2 separate regions of the Homo sapiens genome follow, and region 2 is linked to region 1. A link is an interaction called in ENCODE POLR2A ChIA-PET data of the cell type or tissue named here. Cell type or tissue: OCI-LY7. All regions are shown on one strand. Each heading gives the region's core, and the rest is flanking DNA. Links, peaks and the distances in the headings are about the cores only.

Evidence for each region. Peaks named below come from ENCODE experiments on the same cell type or tissue, not always from the same donor. Only the 100,000 strongest peaks of a DNase experiment are listed, where the experiment ranks them.
Region 2: POLR2A ChIA-PET joins it to region 1 with 5 read pairs; 2 of 35 experiments call an interaction of 5 or more read pairs at or near these places.

Annotation. Positions count from the first base shown.
Region 1 is chr7:30,175,855-30,183,594 of GRCh38, forward strand. LOC105375217 (a long non-coding RNA gene) reads right to left here. Exons shown (of 2, transcript XR_927147.4): 1 at 3,083-7,740; 2 at 535-1,128. Among named protein-coding and RNA genes, the nearest start is that of MTURN, 45 kb to the left of the region's middle. RefSeq lists enhancers at 677-736, 3,320-3,369 and a silencer at 827-886. In OCI-LY7, for the core only: no CTCF peak of the experiment used is centred there; a DNase peak (open chromatin) is centred at 3,347; H3K4me3 peaks cover 907 bases; H3K27ac peaks cover 433 bases.
Region 2 is chr7:30,297,120-30,304,859 of GRCh38, forward strand. The region is part of intron 1 of ZNRF2 (zinc and ring finger 2); the gene reads left to right. Among named protein-coding and RNA genes, the nearest start is that of MIR550B1, 11 kb to the left of the region's middle. In OCI-LY7, for the core only: no CTCF peak of the experiment used is centred there; no DNase peak of the experiment used is centred there.

The sequences.
Region 1 (7,740 bases), core at 1,433-5,432:
TGCCAACTCCTGAGTAACTCCGCCCATCCCTCACTCTATTCTTCAAGCTCCAACCCAGGACAACTGCAACATGTGTATAGTCTTTCACACAGTTGCTCATTTAATTCCCAAGAGGCAGATATATTATTAGCATCACTTTTACTATTATCCTGCCCTCTTGACAGATGAGAAAACTGAGTGTTGTGTGGTGGGAAGTGTCTTATCTTCCACTAGAGTCTAGCAAACTACCATAAACTTAGCAACTTGAAACAGCCCATACTGGAGCCGAGTAACGTAGCTCATGCCTGTAATCCTGACAGTTTGGGAGGCCAGGGCAGGAAGATCACTTGAGGCTAGGAGTTCAAGACCAGCCTGAGCAATATAGCAACACCCCATCTCTACAAAAAATTTTAAAAAATTAGCCGGGCATGTGCCTATAGTCCCAGCTACTCTGGAGGCTGAGGCTTGAGCCTAGGAGCTTGAGGCTGCAGTGAGCTATGATTGCCACCGCACTACAGCCTGGGCAACAGGGTAAGAAAAAGAAAATACAACAACAACAGCAAAAACACATTTATTATCTCACAGTTTCTGTGCCTCAGGAATCTGGGTGTGTCTCTGCAGAATCCTCTGCTTCAGGGTCTCTTATGAGGCTGCAGTCCAGGTGTCAGCTAGGGCTGGGGGCTCATCTGGAAGCTCAGCCGGGCAAGGACCTGCCTCTAAGGCATTCCGCAGTTGACAGAATTCAGTTCCATCTGAGCAGTTAGACCAAGGGCCTCAGTTCCTGCCAGCTGTTGGCTGGAGGTCACTGTCAGTTCCTTGCCACATGGGCCTGCTTACTTTATCAATGTGTGTGACCCGAGAAGGCAATAAAGAATCTGCTTGTAAGGGAGGCTACAATCTCTTGAAACCTAATCTTAGAAGTGACACCCTGTCACCTTTGGTTAGAAGCAAGTTGCTAGGCCAGCCCACACTTGGGAGGCACCCCCACTACACAGGGTGTGAACACAAGGAGCAGGTCACCAGCCATCCCAGTGTCAACCCACACAGGACATAACACGTGGGATTTGGGCACAGGCATGTCGACCTCCAATGCTTGGCTGCTTCCTTCTATGCAATCCTGGATCCTCCATGATTGTGCTCTGCTGTGGCCTGAACAAAAAGGGAACGATGATAGTTCTTTCTTCATGTGACTCTACTAAGTACTCTTTTAGCCAGGGAAGTTGAGTAATCTGGTTTTAACAATAGAAAAGTGGGACTTGCAAATTAGCATGGGTTTCCAAAACGGAATGCAATTTAAAGCTGAGAAGCTGAAGTGATAAATGGAGGAACAGTGTTCTGTCTATAAAAGCAGCTGATAAAAATGCCTGTCACCTTTCAAACCAGTCCTGCACCCCAGAGACCACAGGTAAATCATCTCTCTCTACCCAGACCTGCAAACTGTCCATGTATGTAACACTGCCACTGCAGGGAAGGAGGCGGGCCAGAGGAGCAGGAGAGAGCCAGCCACCACCTCACCAGCCTTCTGTGTGAGTTGCCTTCTCCCAAGTCCTTTGAGTGGAGACAGCCCAGTCCCTGATCAACCAAGTGCCCTGCAGTGACAGCTGGGAAAGATGGCAGGTGTCAGCCTTCTCGCCCCATCTCTGCCACCACTGCTCCCTGAAAACTTCTCGCAGGGATGATTCCAGTGTTGTGGCTTCTCGGCAACCCAGCTTCAGTCTCGGGCACCCCTCTTCTCCCAAGCCTGTTTCTCAGCCTGCCACTGAGTAGACTCTCTTTTCAGTGCTCCTCAGAAGAGTTACTCCAGTTCCCAGGAGCACCCCGATTCATCTCCTCAACTGGGACTTTCTATCTCTAGCTCGACCCCAAACTGTATATTGATTTAATTAATATTTATTGAAAACTTACTAAAGGCCATATATATCCTTCTAAAGCACTGAAAAACATATTCCTTATACATGGGTATGTATGTACATAAATACCTATAACATAGAGGCTAACAGCATGGTTTTAAAATTAGATCTCGTCATTTAGTAACAGTGAACTTTACTTTGGCAGGTTACTCTAACTTTCTGAGTCCCAGTTTCCTTTTCTGTAATGTGGACATCATTTTTCCTACCTCAAAGGATCAGTGTGAGAAGAAAGTGAAATACTAATTTGTGTGTGGCACTTAGCACTGTGCCTAAAACATAATAAATACTTAATAGCACTTCTGTGTAATCAGCACAGGACAGACCATTCCCGAAGATTCCCGCTCCCACCAAATCATAGGCTCTTAGAAGGCTAAAACCACAGCTGTCTTGTTCACCCTTATATCCCCAGTACCTGGCATAATGCCTGGCACATGGAAAGTGCTTAATAAACGTTTCTGCAATGAGCTAATAAGTGAATAAGTAATACTGCAGTTAATGACAAAAATATTTATCTGGTGCAACTTTCCAAGGAGCTTAAAGATCTCTCAATATTATTTAATTTGGTTTTAAAGTTCACCTTGGGGCCAGGCATAATGGCTCATGCCTCTAATCCCAGCACTTTGGGAGGCAGAGGTGGGAGGATCGCTTGAGTCCAGGAGTTCAAGATCAGACTGGGCCACAAAGCAAGTCTCCGTCTCTACCAAAGAAATATGAAAAATTATCCAGACATGGCAGTTGTACCTGCAGTCCTAGCTAGCCAGGAGGCTGAGGTGGGGGGAAATCGCTTGAGCCCAGGAGTTCAAGGATGCAGTGAGCTATGATCACATGACTGCTCCAGCCTGGGCAACAGAGCAGGACTCTAACTCTAAAAAAAAAAAAAAAAAAAAAAAAAAAACCCCACAAAAAAACAAAGTTCACCTAGGATGGCAAGTAAAAGGTTTGACCATTTACTTAGGCCTTTGACCAAGGTGTAAAGGACTAAACTTGACTTGCCTAAAACCATGCAATAAATCTGGTTATAGGTTGGCATGGCTACAGGGTTGGCATTTGGATTCTTGTACTCATAGCTCCCTACTCCTACATATCTAGTGTATTGAGACCATCTTCCTAGCCTGACTGACTTGCCCATAGAGAAAAGCCCCTCTGAACTCCAAAATCTGAGGACTTTCTAATTCTTTGTGACCATGACTCACTTTGTAAGGAACCAATAAGTTGTCCCAGGCCTTGGTGCTGAGCAAATGGTGGAGCAGAAGCCAGCTGCCTGCTGTCCATTAGTCCAAAAGTGGGATCTGACATCTCTGCAGAGTCCGTCCAGCACCCTAGGGTTGATTTCCCTGGGGGTGTTGTTAGCCACTCAGGATGACCAGCAGCCATTCCTGGAGAATGAGAACAAATCTCAGAATCATGTGATCTGTCTCTAGTCCCAGCTCCACTAGCTGTGTGACCTTGGACAAGTTACTTAACTTCTTTTCACTTTCATTTTCTCATCTGAAAAGAAGGGGAAGTAACACCTTGTAAGGACTGAATAATATGATGTCTGACAAAAGGCACCGTGCCCAGCACAATTCCCAGAGACTGTTTGTGGAGTTTGGATCTGAATGCAGGGCTGGCGTTAATCATCCTTTGTGGGGAGCAGCCCAGGAAAATCTTCTGGTCCCCTGTTTCCCTCTCATAGTCCAGTCCAATTCCCATTGGCACTTTGGGGAAGGCAGTGATTTTCAAGATTTATCTCAGAGCAGAACTCTTTTGTCAAGCAAACTTAACATGGAATGGAACGGAACGGAAGTATATAAAACTGATAAAGCTGAGCTCACTTGTCAAAGCAGGGCTGGGGACAACCTAGATCTCTCTTTGTGATTTGCCCCTCCTCATTTTGCAGTGGCCTCCAATATAACTCCATGAGCCCCCAGGCTTCCCAGAACTTGGATGGAACACAACTCAACTAAAGTAGTATTCTAGATGGTCTCTGTCAAATTAGTAACAATATCAACACATTATTATAACATAAATGCTAGCTATAATTTATTATTATTATTATTACTACAGCTAACATTTACTACAGTGGTTCTCAAGCTTTAGCTTACATCAGAATCACCTGGAAACCTGATTAAAACACAGATTAATGGACCTCACCCCCAGAGTTTCTGATTCAAAAGCTAGCGTGGAGCCGAGAATCTGCATTTCTAACACATAACTAACTAGTGATGGTGATGCTGGAGTGTGGGAAGACACTCTGAGAACTGATGATTTACTGTGAGCTAAGTGCTAAGCATTCTACGTGGAGACTGCTTTTAATGCTCATAACCACACGATGAGATAGGTATTGAACTATTTACATCCTTTTACAGATGAGGAAACTAAAAGTCTAAGTAACTTGCTCCAGGTCTTAGTTACTAAGTGGCAGATTCCAACCCAGGTCTGACTCCAAAGTCCTCACTCCTAACCATGATGTTAAAATGTTAAAATGGAAGCCTATTATAAGGAATAGGTCCACTTATTTGCATTCATTAACCAGCATAAATAAGTTCATGTAATGAACTGGCTCTGAGAGAAAGGGTTCTAAGGTAGTTGAGGTTTGATGAAGAATAGAACAACCAAACAAATCAGGAAGGTTTGAGTAACAGGCCATTGCTTATCATAGTCTGCAAGGTATCTCAAGAATTTGACCAAGAGAGACAGTGCTTGTGACAAAAGATAGAAAAGCTGGTCAAAAAGACAAATTTCACTTTATTCATTATTCATGTAGTCACTAGTTTATAAAATGCTTATTGAATATGTACTATAAGGTGGGGGCTGTTTGGTGCTGAAGATATGAGGGAGAGTAAAAGTAGACAGGGTTCATGACCCTCAAAGCTTACAGACCCCTCAAAGCAACAATATTAAGCTTAGTAACAATTTTGCCCAAGTCGTGAAATCTTGACATTCAGCTTTGGCCACATGGTTCTGTCAGGTCCCAGCTCTTTTGGTTCTGACTCTTCTGGATCTTATTATCTTGTATTTTTCACTCTATCTGTTGACCTAATGTATTTCCATTCTGATGTGTGCAGTTCAGCACAATCCTGACATCATGAACTTAAAAGCCTGCCTTGTTAATAGATTTTATTTTTTGAATGTTGACTATGGACAGGATTTGGCTTGCGTGTGATAATTGGTAACCATATGACTAATAGGAGGAGGTTTTATAATTGGTCTGCTCTTGTATTCTTACTCATCACTGCTAATTACCCAGTGTGTCTGATATGCCAGATGGATATTTAATAAATGGTCTAATGATTGGATCTGAAATAACATATTCAGGTTCAAGAGAACCATGGTCCTGGGAGGGAGGTCACACAGTTCTCCATTCTGCCATCCAGCACCGTTGCTTTTAGATGAAGTTTGATGAGGCTGAATTAGATCCTGACAATTGTATGGCATTTTTGTTTAATTCCAAGGAAATTTTCTTTCATGGGCTTACCATGATTTCTATGGAAACTCATTTTGGGGAAAATCCTCAGTCTGACTTGTTCCAAGTTGGATTTACTTACTCTGGCAAAGTTATGACCTATTAAAAAGTGCTAATGGAGACAACTGAGAAGCTAAGTTTCAGGGAACCGTGTTGTCTTAGTCTGCTTTGTGTTACTGTAAGAGAATACTTGAGACTGGATGATTTACACAGAGAGCTGGCATCTGCTCAGCTGCTGGTGAGGGCTTTCATGCTGCGTCACAACATGGCGGAAGGTCAAAGGGGAAGCGGAAATGCGCCAAGGGGCAAAATCCAAGGGGTGTCCTGGCTTGATACCAATGCACTCTTGTAGGAACGAATCCCTTTCCTGATCCAGCCTTCCCAGAATGAGATTTCACTGTCTACTGCAGTTACAGCACCAAGGTATTTGTAAGGCATCTGCCCCCATGACCCAAACACCTCCTGCTAGGCCTCACCTCCCAACACTACCCCACTGGGAATCAAATGTCAACATCACTTTTGGTGAGGACAAACTATATCCAAACCATAGCACATGTGAAGGAAAAAGGAAAGAAAAAGGGAGGGAAGAATAGAAAGACTGTAGTAAGAAATCCATGATCGGTGCGAAACATGGAGTTTTCACAACGAGCTAAAGAAACACTATAGGCTGTCTCCTAGAGACACACATTTCTGCCATCTAATCTGCAGATTTGTTTACATTAAAAAACAAGACTAAATTTAAGCTTCAAAGTAAAAGCTCAACATTTAGGGAGACATACGGGCTGTTTGCTTTGAATGAGGGGCAGGAGCCAGCCTTCTCCGAATTGGCCCAGAGAAAATTTTTGAAACACAGAAATGTAATAATAGCTGGCACATGGGATGTGTGGAATGAAATCAGCACTTTCAAAAAGAAAAGAATGAAGAGAATAATAATAATAAGCCAATGCATTCAGTTCTTTTGGTTAATGTCAAATTTTACTCACCAATCTTAACAGATCTACTAGTGATTACTCTTATTTGGGTATTTCCACTGGAAAATTATCCAGTTTGTGAAAAGTCTCAGTCATTTGTTATGAAGAACACAGCTTTCATTTTGTCCCAAAATTAGATGGGACTGAATTACCCCCACCAAGATGATTCAAGCTGCCTACTCGTGCCCAGCTCTGCCCTTGCTTTTGGCAGGGTACAGCATGGCATTTAGCCTTGGCGTTATCCCTGATTGCCTGGCCAGGCCTACATCAGAGTTAGTGGGGGAGGAGGAGGAGAAGAAGGAGGAGTTGGTATAGCTGACTGTTGAAGAGCTTAGGATTTGGAGCCAGAAAGACCTGGGTTCAAAGTTCAAATTTGCCTCTTACTATGTGAGCTTCGAGTTCTAAATAAATCTTAATGATAACATGAGCTTATTACAAAGATTTGATGAGATAATATACACTAAGGGCTTAGTTCAGTGCGTGGCACATGACATGTAATGGTACCTGTTGTTGCTGGGAGTCTTGATCTTAGTATGGGTGGTTTAAAAGAAGAAAGTAAGTGGGTCAGTCTTAGTTTCTAAATCCATTGTACAGTGCCATCCAATAGAACATTCTCGAATAATAGAAATTTCTATATCTGTGCTACCCAATACAGTTTAGTGTCTTGCTGCATATAGCTATTGAGCTCTTCAGATTTGGCTAGAGGAAGTGACTTTTCACATTTAACTGATTTAAATTTCAATAGCCATGTGTGATCTGTGACTACCATGTTAGGCAGCACAGCTTTATGAGATTAATATTGTAGAATCATGTGACAAAAAGCAGCATTGTGAGAGAACAGTTACGTGAAAATATAAGGAAGCATAGAGCTCATGGGGTTGAGCCAGTCAGAATCGCATTTTTAATTAGTCATGGACACTACTCTTATTATGTCCTTTATTGTACAAACAAAAAAATAGAAAACATTTCCAAACCTTAAATGTCAAACAGTCCAGTGTCAAGATGTATTAGTTTGTTCTCACACTGCTATAAAGAGACACCTGAGCTTGGGTAATTTATAAAGAAAAAAGGTTTAACTGGCTCATGGTTCTATAAGCTGTATAGGAAGCATAGCTGCTTCTGCTTCTGGGGAGGCCTCAGGAAACTTACAATCATAGTGGAAGGTGAAGGGGAAGCAGGCACGTCTTACATATTGGAGCAGGAGCAAGAGAGAGAGAGGGGATGTGCTACCCACTTCTAAACAACCAGATCCCATGAGAACTGACCGTCAGGAGGACAGTACCAAGGGGAGGACGGTGTTAAATCACGAAAAACCACCCCCATGACCCGATCACCTCCCATCAGGCCCCTCCTCCAACATTGGGGATTGCAATTCAGCAGGAGATTTGGGTGGGGACACAGATCCAAACCATAACACAAGAGCTATTTGACAAAT
Region 2 (7,740 bases), core at 2,245-6,244, 120 kb after region 1:
AAATTTGTTAGTTTAAAAATTGTTTAGTTTTACAACCCTCCCTCATTTGTATAAATCTCCTCTCAGATTATTCATATGATGAGTATTGCCTGAATTTCATTTTCTTGTTAAAGTCTCTTTTGAGACCCTCTGACCTACCCTGTTCCGAATTGATTATCCTATGAGATCTGTCTTTTTTCATCATCTTGGAGATTGTATTTGCCTGCCTCTCTCTTATGTTCAGTTTCCTGGTTCCTTGAATTTATGTGTCTTCTTTCTTGATGTTCTCCATTGTTTTTAGCCGATACAATTTCATAGTTCCTACTGAGAAAGAATATGTGTAAGGTAAAATTTTTTTGAGGCTTCCATTCCTGAAAATATTTTATTTCTGCCCTCATTTTTGATTAGTACTTTGACTTGATATAGAATTCTAGGTTGAAGTTATTTTCCCTGAGAATTTAAAATGTGTTGCCTTGTTGCCTTCTGGCTTCTAGTGTTGCTGTTGAGCACATAGATGTCATTATGGTTTTTGATCCTTTGTATGAAAATTTCATTATTACATGTCTTGGGAGGGAACTGTTTTCATTCATTGTGCAGCATATTTGGTAGGCTCTTTGAGTCAGCTGCTTTCTGTGATTTTTTTTTTTTGCCATTTTTTTCTTTGATGACTTAGATGTTGTACACCTAGAGTAATCCTTTGCTTTTTCTTTTTTCTCTTCAATTTTTGTATGTCTTTGGTTTTTGTTCTTTTTTTCTCTTGAGGGATTTATTTATTTATTTAAAGACAAGGTCTCGAGGCTCTGTCACCTAGGTTGGAGTGTAGTCGTGTGATCCTAGCTTACTGCAGCCTTGAACTCCTGGGCTCAAGTGATCCTCCTGCCTCAGCCTCTTGAGTAGTTGGGACCACAGGTGCATGCCACCATAGGGACTTTTAAAAACGTGATCTTATAACTCTTTTGTCAATTTTTATTTGTTTCTGTAATTTTAATTTTTAACTTAATTTTTAATGTTTTTAAAATTTCTGAGGTCTTTAAAAATAGTTTTTTTTCATATATTCCATTTTTGTTTTGTGGGTACAATACCTTTTTCTAAGAATATTACTGATACGAATTTACATGTGCATCTGTTTGTGTATATATGTATGTGTATGTATATATATGTATGTGTATGCTTTGTTCCCTTTCCTGATGACTCGGTTTCTTCCCACTTGCTTTTTCTGTTTGTTTGGCTTCATTCTTTTGTTAGATATTTTCTTTAAATGTTTGGTGATCTTTGGCTAACTCCTGATACTTTTAAAGTGGGGGGCACTAAAAAGCAAATTGGAAGCTCTCTGTGCATGTAGTGTCCTCTGTCTGGGCCATTTTCTTAGGGATATTACTGTCTTTTCTCTTGGGCTGGTCATATTTTCCAGAAATGGCTTTTCTTGCCTGGAATACACAATCGTTTATGCTAGTGATCTAGGAGCAGAGTGAGAAGAAGATTGAGAGTCTTAATACTCAAAATGATACTTTCATTTAATCTCAATATTTAGTATCAATACAGGACCTCTGCCTTCAGCTATTCCTGTTGTCTGCAAGTCTAGAAACTTTTCCCTTTCCTAATAACAAGCTTGTAGTAGAGTGCCAGGGTTGGGGTTGCTTAGCTGCTGCAAGTCAGGGAGGACAACTAGGAGATCTCACAGCTCCTTACGCAGACTGGCGATGAATCTTTCTCTTTTAGGCCTGCCTTCACCCCTGCTTCCAGGGATATCTTGTGCTTGCCAGTTCTTGTGCCTGCTGTAAATCAGTTTGCTTCTCTGCTTTCCTAGTTCTGCAGTGAAAATTATTATTCTTTAATTTTCTTTCCAGAGTCTAAAGGTACTGCTTTTTATTTCATCTTCTTGATTTTTTATAGGTGTATTCCCTTTAAAAATTACATTTTTATCATTTTAGTAGGATGTTTGGACTGAGCAGAAACTAATGAATGTGTACAACTAGTTATCTTTACTTAGTTTTTTTTTAATTGCAGAAGAAATAATAATTCACTCCTATAAAAATTTGGATGATGCCCCTGGGCGTGGTGGCTCACGCCTGTAATCCCAGCACTTTGGGAGTCTGAGGCAGGTGGATCACCTGAGGTCAGGAGTTCGAGACCAGCCGGACTAACATGGTGAAACACTGTCTCTACAAAAATTAGCCGAGCGTAGTGACGCATGCCTGTAATCCCAGCGACTCGGGAGGCTGAGGCAGGAGAATTGCTTGAACCCGGGAGGCGGAGGTTGCAGTGAGTTGAAATCGCGCCATGGCACTCCAGCCTGGGCAACAAGGGCGAAACTATGTCTCAAAAAAAAAAAAAAAATCAGATGATGCAAAAAAAGTGAAAGTCACTTTCAGTCCTCTGGTATGAACATGTTCAATTAGTCCTCTTTAATTGGAAGTTCTCTTTTTTTAATTGCAAAAGAAATAGGAATCAACCCCAAAAAATCAGGTTAGATAAAATGACAGTCACTTCCAGTCTTCCTTTGCTGATCCCATTGTCTTCCCAGATGTAACTGTTATTTTTTATACGTATACTTCTGTTTTAATTCATTTACATACTTTTAAGTACATAGAAAAAAGTAGTTTCATTTTGTATGTGATTTTGTGATGGAGGCTGTTATTGGCAAGAATGTGGTCATACTGTGTTCTTCTAAAACCTGCTTTTTTTTTTTTTTTTTTTGGGAGACAGAGTCTCGCCCTGTTGCCCAGGCTGGAGTGCAGTGGCATGGTCTCGGCTCACTACGAGCTCTGCCTCCCAAGTTCATGCCATTCTCCTGCCTCAGCCTCCCAAGTAGCTGGGACTACAGGCGCCCGCCACCACACCCGGCTAATTTTTTGTGTGTATTTTTAATAGAGACGGGGTTTTCACTGTGTTAGCCAGGATGGTCTTGATCTCCTGACCTCGTGATGTGCCCGCCTTGGCCTCCCAAAGTGCAGGGATTACAGGCGTGAGCCATCCCGGCCGTAAAACCTGCTTTTTCTCCATAACATATATTTAGAGGATTTTTTCATGGGAAAACATGAATACAAGTCTTTTTTTTTTTTTTTTTTTGAGACGGAGTCTTACTCTCTTGTCAGGCTGGAGTGCAGTGGCACAATCTTGGCTCACTGCAACCTCTGTCTCGTGGGTTCAAGCAATTCTTTTGCCTCAGCCTCCCAAGTAGCTGGGATAACAGGTGCACGCCACCACGCCTGGCTAATTTCTGTATGTTTAGTAGAGACAGGGTTTCACCATGTTGGCCAGGATGGTCTTGGTCTCTTGACCTCGTGATCCACCCGCCTCGGCCTCCCAAAGTGCTGGGATTGCAGGCATGAGCCACCACACCCAGCCAGAATACCCCAAATGTTTAATTAATGATAGATAAGTGAGGCCTGAGTATGTGGTTAGCTCTAATAAAAGATAGACTTAATTAGAATCTAACACTTCCTGTTTTATCTATTCTTTAATTTTACATTATCTGATTAGCAGTTTTTGGATGATATTAAGTGTTTTAAATAGGATTCACTACAGCAAAGTGGGATATAGTGGTTGATTCATTTGCAAATTCCAAATCCCCAGGAAAAGGAGAACGTTCAGAGAGCTTTATTTTTAGGATCATTGTTTCCAAATTTGGGAGAAATTTCACTGTCCAAGGAATACAGAGAAATGGTTGAATGAAAATTGTGAGTTGGGAATTTATTATGTTTTGTTATAGGCTGAATCTTTAAATATTAGGTAGACAATGGCTAGATATATGTAGTTTTCTTTCTGCTTATATGTTTCTTTTTTGTTTTCATATTTAAGCCCAGGATGTATAAATGAATCAAACAATTTAACTGTAATCCACAATTACAGCTGGGGCTAAAAAAATTTCAGCCTTGTGCAAGAGGAGCCTGGGGAGTTCTTATAGTTGTTACAACAATCAGACCGTACTGTCTTAAATAAGGACTCTGCATTTATCAAAGATGAGAGCAGTCTGCTGCTCTGCTCTTACAGCCTTTCTTATCAAGTGGCCTGGATTGAGAAAAACAACTGGAATGACAGAACCTCATCCTGGATTCCTTTAGTATCCATGGGAAGAGAGTGTTTTTAAAGCTAGGAAAGGGGCCAGGTGCCGTGGCTCAAGCCTGTAATCCTACCACTTTGGGAGGCAGAGGTGGGCGGATCACTTGAGGTCAGGAGCTCGGGACCAGCCTGGCCAACATGGTGAAACCCCTTCTCTACTAAAATTATAAAAATCAGCTGGGTGTGGTGGCACACACCTGTAATCCCAGCTACTTGGGAGGCTGAGGCAGGAGAATCGCTTAAACCCGGGTGGTGGAGGTTGCAGTGAGCCAAGATCACGCCACTGCACTCCATCCTGGGCAACAGAGTGAGACTGGGTCTCAAAATAGATAAATAAATAAAAGCTAGAAAAGGGACTTAAATTACTAAAAGCAATCTGGGGCATGGTTCGCTGCATTCACTTTTGATACATTAAATATTTTTGGAAGAGGCACTGGGCATGGTACTCTGAGGTCAGTCAAACTAGCTTTAGAACCTTCATCTTTTGCTTTCTTGGGCTTTACTTTCCAAAATGGACTACAGGATAATGAGGCTTTTTTTAAAAAAAAAAAAAAAAAAAAAAACTTATCTTTGTCTTAGATTTGAATATACTAGAGCGGGCAAAAATCCCATTATAACAATCTCCGAAAAGGTAATTAAATGTATAATATAAGAACAGACAATTAGGTCAGTAGCCTGGAGCAGGGTCCTCTTGTAGGCTAGTGCACTGAAAAGAACTGTGATGAGACGTGGACAGGAGCATGCTGCTGCTTGTTCAGGGAAGGAGGCTGCTTCACTGTTGCCACAGGGGTGGTGAACCAGTTCTGTCCGCTTCACTCCCTGGTGTTCGCAAGGCAGTTTTCGGAATCAGAAACTCTAGAGGAATTTGAGAACACTGATACGCTTACTTCACAGAAAACTGAAGTCTGTTGAGGACCAAATTGTCTGGCATGCCTTTGACATTCCTGCTTTTGCTCTGTGTCCATGTACTTAATATTTTAAAGAGCTCTTACTTTTTAAAAATTACTGTATGTAGCAAGGACTAGAGAAAAGTGCTCCTCATTCTATATGTGAATATATGATAGTGGTCTGTAAACCCAAGCTGCACATGGCTTAAATGTTCTTTTGTATTTTCGCTGGCTTAAAATTGAGCATAGAGGAAACTGGAAATGTTCTCTAATATCATGCATAGTCTCTGTATCTTATTTTTCTTTGTTTACTTATTCATTTAGTCAAAAAATAATTCAGCGCATGTTGCAATAGGTTAGGGAGGCTTTCTGGTCATAGGAAGATGACCAGAAGGATGAAGAAAAACCTCCGTCTTTAAGAAATGTATAGTCTCTAGTGTCCATCCATCAGGGCCTTGGAAACAAATGATTATGATATAAATTAAAGTACTATGTTTTTTTTTTTTGGTAATTTTGTTACCAAATTAGTGTATATATGTACATAAAAAAGACAAGGTAATATCCATACACTAAAAATTGGTTATCTCGGACTAGTAGAAATATTGCTGTTGTTTTATTCTTGTATATTGCCATTTATTTTCTATGGTAACACATGTATTTTTTAAACAGAAAAGAACTGGTGGCGGTATCATCATCACTGCTACTCTTTAATTGCTCCTTCTCCCATGCTACCACTACTAATGCTTTCAGAGCTCAAATTCATACTCCAGTCTATCTGACTCCAGGTGTGTGCCGTTAACTGTCAGGGCCCACAGAGCAAAATGCACTCTGGACAGCATCAATGAAAGTTTATCCTGTAGAATACTGGTCTCATAAGATTCTCCTGGAAGGAAGACTTCAGTAACGGAGCAAGTTTGTAACCTATTAAAGTTCTGTAATAAAGAAGTCTAAGGCTGGTTGTGGTGGCTCATGCCTGTAATCCTAACACTTTGGGAAGCTGAGGCGAGTGGATAGCTTGACCCCAGGAGTTCGAAACCAGCCTGGGCAACATGGAAAAACCCCGTCTCTACCAAAAATAGAAAACAATTATCCGGGCGTGGTAGTGCGCACCTGTAGTCCCAGCTAATCAGGAGGCTGAGGTGGGAGGATCACTCAACTTGGCTTCAGCTCACACCACTGCACTCCAGCTTGGGCGATGGAAATGAGATCCTGTCTCAAAAAAAAAAAAAAGAAAAAGAAAAAGAAAACTAGTTAACTCATTTTAATTCAGTATCTCCCGAATTAATTTTATAGTAATTTGACCCCTTTTTAAAATCATTAATTTTTTAGATGTTTTATGGCTCAAACAAACTTTTGGTGGGCCTGAGAATCACCCAGAGGGCTGGGCTCCACTCCAAGTTTCTGATTGAGTAGTTTTGGGGTGAAGAATGAGAATTTGCATTTCTAACAAGTTTCCAGGTGTTGCTGATGTCTACTCACCCTTTGTTTTGTGTCTTCCAAGTCCCATTTTGCCTTGAGGTATAAGCTCATAGACTATGATAAACTGTGATGTTAGTGTTTTCCTACTGGAAAAAGGTATCTTTAAGAGTAGGATATGATTGTGTTGATCACAGAGTATGGGCTGGGTGCTTTATTAACTGAATTACCCACTGTAGCATTATAGTTGGTCCCAGACCAGCAGCATCAGCATCTCCTGGGAACTTGTTACACACATTTTTGGGCCTCCCCCAGACTTACTTAAAACTTGGAGGCAGAAAGGGTACCAGCAATCTGTGTTCTAATAAACCTTCCAGGTGATTCTGATGCCTGCCAAAGTGTGGGAATACAGCTTAGTGGTTTTAAACCACTTAGGAATTATAAATTCAGACTGTAAAAGCAGCAGGAACTCTATTTGTGGTTCCAGATTCTCATTGGTGATTTTTCTGTCCCTTCCCCACCCAGTGTCATTGTTGAATAGATTTTACTTAAAGTTGCCTGGGTAGTGGTGGTAAGGAGAGTAATATTATTTTACTCTCCTTACTAATAATATTAGTTTACCTTCGCAGTGAAGTCATAACCCTTTGAGGGTATCCTAGCTGAAGGCAAAAGCCAACTGCTGCTGTTCACTTTATCTCTCTGGGTTTCCAGTCTCCTCTCCTTTTCTGGCCTAAGCAGCTATAGCTTCTTGCCAGCTCATTCATGTTTTTTAAGATTAAAAAAAATGCTGGATTTTGAGTTGTTTTAATTAGGATGGCAGGTCCAAGTACTTATTCCACTATATTCCAGGACTAGCATTCCCTATTATTACATTTAATGGATTTTGCCAGATTGCTTTCTAGGGAAATGCAAACTGAAGTAGTAATGTGATAGCACTTTATGCCTGTCAGACTGGCAGAAAATAAAGTAGTAACATACTGTTGCAAGTGATATGGCTTGTAAATGATATTAGTGTAAATGCAAATTATTTTGGTCTTTTAGGAAACTTAAAAATGCTTGTGAGGCAAAAACCATTGTGATGTTGAGGGAATAGGTGGAGGAAAGTATATTTGCAGCAGGTGCAACTAGCCATTGCTTCATTTTTCTGTGATAAAACTACCGAAAAGTATGAATGGGTGTTACCAGTCTATTATGTTTAGGGCCATGGGTTGGGTCTTGTTTGAACAGCAAGGATAGGTGGACTTAAGGGATATTCATCATATAGACTTAGGGTAAATCATTGAGAGAGCTGATTGATGAAAATAGCATGACTTGCTTCCTCATTAACCCACCAAAAAGTTATAGGAAAATGAGGGAAATAAAGGACTAGGGTGAGTTAAAAAGGGAGCTCTGTGCC